Regions from separate parts of the Mus musculus genome. Here region 2 is linked to region 1. A link is a loop called in an ENCODE intact Hi-C map of the cell type or tissue named here. Cell type or tissue: heart. All regions are shown on one strand.

Region 1 (2,500 bases):
GGCTTACTCAGCTTTCTTTCTTTTTCTTTTTTTTTGGGGGGGGAGGGGGGGGTGGAGACAGGGTTTCTCTGTATAGCCCTGGCTATCCTGGAACTCACTTTGTAGACCAGGCTGGCCTCGAACTCAGAAATCCGCCTGCCTCTGTCTCTCAAGTGCTGGGATTAAAGGTGTGAGCCACCACGCCCGGCTTCTCAGTTTGCTTTCTTATAGAACCCAGGACAACCAGCCTAGGAATGGCACCACCCACAAGGGGCCCTCCCACCCTTGATCACTAATTGAGAAAATGCTTTACAGCTGGATCTCATGGAGGCATTTCCCCAACTGAAGCTCCTTTCTCTGTGATAACTCCAGCTGTATCAAGTTGACAGGTAAAACCAGCCAGTACGATTGACATCTTGTCAACTTGACACACAAATAGCAACAAAACCCAAAACCCAAACCAAAACAACAGCAACAACAACAACAACAACAACAACAACAACAACAACAACTACTACTACTACTACTACTACTACTACTACTACTACTACTACTACTACTACTACTACTACTACTACTACTACTACTACTACTACCTACTATTACTACTATTTTGTCCTAGAAAGATATAACTTGTTAAAAAAGGAGCCCCCAGAATTAGATTTGGGACAGGATTTTGTTCTTAATCTTTCCAGGAGAATAAAAGCATTCGACTAAGGAATCTAGACGCCACTGGACAAGTGTAACATCGGAGGAAAAGAAAACGTCCTAAGGAAAAAAAAGAGTAAATTGGCTGAATGGAATCACCCACGTCCAGCTTGTCTCTGCTGCCCCCTACAGACATAAGTGACAAATGGTCTTTACGTGGTCCCAATTCAGTGAAACTTATTTAAAATTAAAGCTGGCTTTGGGCCTGGAGCGTGGCTCTCTCCTTCTCTAAACCCACACATGCTTGTTAAAGGCTACAGTAGGCCTTGGCTTCGTAGAAGAAGAAGAAAACTGAACGGAAGGACCAACGAAGTTGGAGCGGAAGACTCGGGCAGGTCTGCAAACCAGCTCCTAGCTGTTCTTATAAACACTTCACGTAGCCGGTGTGCTGGATCCCAGCACTCTGGAGGGAGAGGCAGGCAGATCTGTGAGTTTAGGCCAGCCTTGTGCCACCATGCTAGGCACTCAACTGACCTTTAATTCCACACCTAACCAGCACTTCACCAGCGAGGGCGCGTACCCCGGAGCCCTGCTGGAAGTTTTGCTCAGTGGAACGAACTTATCATCATCTATTTTGAGATTGCTACTGATGTCGGGTTTTGACTATTTCATTTCCTGTTTATAGGAGACGTAATTGTACAGGACTTCAGGGACTGTAAGCGTGAGCCAGGTCAGACAGCAAGAAATGAAGGCAGAAGAAAGCAAATTCCCAGGAGACTCGGGGCAGGCCCTCAAGGGCTGGAAGAGAGAGCCACCTAGCGGACTCTGAGTAGAGTTCTGTTTCGTTTGTTTTGGGTCTGCGTAGCCCCTGAGCAAAGTCTAACAGGAAACTTTATTGTAGTTTCTTAATAGCACACTGTAAGGACTATTAGTTGAAAGAGACATTGTTGGGTGTGACACAGTGACATCATATAAGAAATTATCCATCCCTATATAAGTAGTCTCCAGGCCATGAGTTCTTGATGCCTGGAAGCACAAGATTCTTTTGGCAAGCATGAGTCAGACAGGGTTTGTATATTTGATATTAACTAGATTAATAGTAGAATATATCAGAGTGTTGTATTAATCATTTTTAATTATTCTAATGAAATCCTTGAGGCAATTAACTTATAAAGAGAAAAGGGTTGTGTTTGGCTTATGGTTCTGGACTGACCCATTCATTGGGACCAATGGTGAGGGTTCAAGATTGACTGATCCTATCACTTGGGGCCTCTGGTGACATGCTGTCAGGAGTATGTGTGGAACAAAGTGCTCACATTATAAGCTAGGCATCAGAGCAATGGTATTCCAGTCTCCCTTCAGATACCAGAAGAAGGCATCAGATGCCATTACAGATGGTTGTGAGCCACCATGTGGTTACTGGGAATTGAACTCAGGACCTCTGGAAGAGCAGTCAGTGCTCTTAACCACTGAGCCATCTCTCCAGCCCCTAGGGCTCATTTCTTAAAGCATCTTCCTCCTTTAATTGTTGTTGTTAGTGGTGTTTTTGTTGTTTTACTGTTTTACTTTATTTTTATTTTTTGGTTTTTTGAGATAGAGTTTCTCTGTGTAGCTCTGGCTATCCTGGAATTCACTCTGTAGACCAGGCTAGCCTTGAACTCAGAAATCTGCCTGCCTCTGTCTCCCAAGTGCTGGTATTAAAGGTGTGTGCCACCACTGCCTAGCTGTTGTTTTATTTTTTGAAACTGGGTCTCATGTGGCCTAGGCTGGCCTTAAAGTCACTATGTAGCAGTCTTGCTGGCCAGCTCTCAGTTTCATTCTTAACTTTCTTATGTTGTTCAGAATCACCAGCCCAGGGAATGGTGCCACCTAT
Region 2 (2,500 bases), 110 kb before region 1:
CTCTAATCTTAACACTAAGGATGTAAAGGCAGACAGACCTCTGTGTGTTCGTGACCAGCCTCATCTACATAGTGAGTTCTAGGTCAGGCAGGTATAGGAAGTAAAACTGCCTCAAAAATATGTTTTGAGTAGAATTGCTATTTTTGGTTTTATCTTTGTGATGCTATGTCCATAATAACAAGTATAAATTGTTGAGCAGTTACTGTGGTGGAACACTTAGCTTATACAGTCTAATTTATTTTCTATTATCTAACTCTATAAATTTATGAAGTATGTGCTCCCACCAGTTTAAAGAGTAATAACAGGCTTAGAGAGGTGTAGTGAGTTAACTAACGACTAAGGCCTTGAGTACTGAAAAGAATTTAAGCACAGGTCGCGCTGATTCCTCGTTTGTTTTTACTTCTGTTATACAGCCTCTAAGGCGCGCCTGACCAAGGACACTTGTGAACATACATTTTCTTTTCTTTCTTTTTTGAGGCAGGAGAAAACCAAATCTGCAAGAGCAATATAGGATTTTAACTGCTGAGCTATCTCTCAGGACCCTAAAACAAACAAACAAACAAACAAACAAAAAACCCCAGCCCTTTGAAGTATACAGTTCAGGACTGGAGAGGGGGTTCAGCAGTCAAGAGTATCCGTTGCTGTTTCAAAAAGCCCCAGTTCGATTCCCAGCACCCATATCAGGCAGCGCCTGCATTCGCAGGCACATGTCTGAACACACATAGGATTTAAAAATAAAATAATTACATATTGAAGATAAACCGTACAGTTCAGTGGCTTTCAGGATATCTGCCTCTGGGTAATTCCATGGCACTTACATTCCAAACATAATGCACTAGCCGCTATGTCCTAGTCTTCTGGAACTCCGATAAATCACTTATAAGCTTTCTAATTTCACAGATATCCCTGGTTTAGTCATTGCAAACAAATAGTGGCCTTTGCATCTGTTTCTTTACACCTGTTTTCAAGGCTAATCTATGTTGTATGTGTCAGTATTTTATTAGTGCTTTGCTTCTCAAGACAGGGTTTCTCTGTGTAGCTCTCTCTGGCTATCCCAGACTTGTTTTGTAGACCAGGCTGGCTTCAAATTTACAGAGATCGTCCTGCCCCTGGCTCCCGAGTACTGGGATTAAAGGCGTGTGCCCGGCTGGACAATTTTTGGTCTTCCTCCTCAGTTTCCTAATTTACCTGGAATTGATTACAGGTGAGGGGACACCATGCCGGCTTTATTACGGGAGTTCTAGACGTTATGTATTCAGGATACTAGTTCCTCATGGTCACAGATTATTTTATATATTCCATTGAGTGTTTTTACGAACTTTAAGAAGCAGCACCAAGGGCTGGTGAGATGGCTCAGTGGGTAAGAGCACCCGACTGCTCTTCCGAAGGTCCGGAGTTCAAATCCCAGCAACCACATGGTGGCTCACAACCATCCGTAACGAGATCTGACTCCCTCTTCTGGAGTGTCTGAAGACAGCTACAGTGTACTTACATATAATAATAAATAAATCTTTAAAAAAAAAAAAAAAAAAAAAAAAAAAAGAAGCAGCACCAAATAAACGCAGGCGAAGAGAAAGAAAGGACAGAGGAATGACGCTCCACAATTCTAGCCAAACCTGCAAATCCTGGGCTAACAGGGGTCTGAGTTTCCTGGCTTCGGAGCTTACTGGCCCCGCCCCCCGCCCTTTGACCCGCGCCGTTTCCGGTTGGAGACGTGGCTTGGGGCCGCCATCTTGGCAAGAGGCGAAGCGGCGGAGGCTCCTGTCAGGGGCGGCAGGTCCGGAGCGGCCAGAGCTCCGCGTCTCTGGGCAGCAGCCCGAGTCCCCGCAGAGCCAGAGCGCGGCGCAGCGCGCCCCACCTGCGGCCTCACCATGGTAAGCGCCGAGCCGGGTTCCCTCGCCACGTCCTCGCCGGCTGGGCCGGGACCGCAGGAGCCGCGCCCGGAGCCCTGCTGTCGGCCCAGGCTTGGCACGGCCTCCCGGAGTCCTAGAGCGAAAGCTGCCGCGCCCACCTAGCCTCCGCCGGCAGCGCCGCCACGTCCGCCCGCCCGCCACTCGGGCTGGTGGTTGTCGCGCGGGTCTTCCGTCCTCAGGTCCCGCCGGTTCCCTGCGAGCTCCGGAACCGCAGGGCTGGAGGCTGGGCCTGTCCGCCGCTTTTCGTCCTCTTGTCACCACGCCTCAAAGCTTTTCTTCTCCCTCCTCCACCTCTTAATTGAAAGGGGGAAGTAGAGGCAGTGCGGAAATGGTAACTTCGGGCGCCCGTTTGAGGGACCCCGGTGTCCCCGTAGCTACCCTGTGCTAGGGTAGCGCGTACGTGTCTTTGGCAGCGAGGCTGGTGCAGAGTGTATATAGAACGTAGAGAAACGGAGTGACAGCACAGGGTTTCTGTCTTTAAGGGACCGACCGTTTTGGTGGAGTGACAGGAGTGTGGCTTACTGTAATCACAGCTGTTATGTGGAATAGGAGAGGTGGGCTGTGCTTGGGGACTCTGATGCCAGCGG

Evidence for each region. Peaks named below come from ENCODE experiments on the same cell type or tissue, not always from the same donor. Only the 100,000 strongest peaks of a DNase experiment are listed, where the experiment ranks them.
Region 2: a loop joins it to region 1, with 2.4 times the contacts of the local background. A loop is called at or near these places in 1 of 42 quality-filtered maps.

What each region holds. Positions count from the first base shown.
Region 1 is chr9:44,654,209-44,656,708 of GRCm38, reverse strand. No RefSeq gene overlaps it. Among named protein-coding and RNA genes, the nearest start is that of BC049987, 17 kb to the left of the region's middle. In heart, CTCF peaks have their summits at 817 (motif pointing left) and 1,444; a DNase peak (open chromatin) is centred at 1,388; H3K4me3 peaks cover 717 bases.
Region 2 is chr9:44,767,044-44,769,543 of GRCm38, reverse strand. It overlaps Arcn1 (archain 1), which reads left to right and starts at 1,736. Exons shown (of 10, transcript NM_145985.4): 1 at 1,736-1,874. The coding sequence starts at 1,872. In heart, a CTCF peak has its summit at 1,354; a DNase peak (open chromatin) is centred at 1,873; H3K4me3 peaks cover 1,454 bases; H3K27ac peaks cover 977 bases.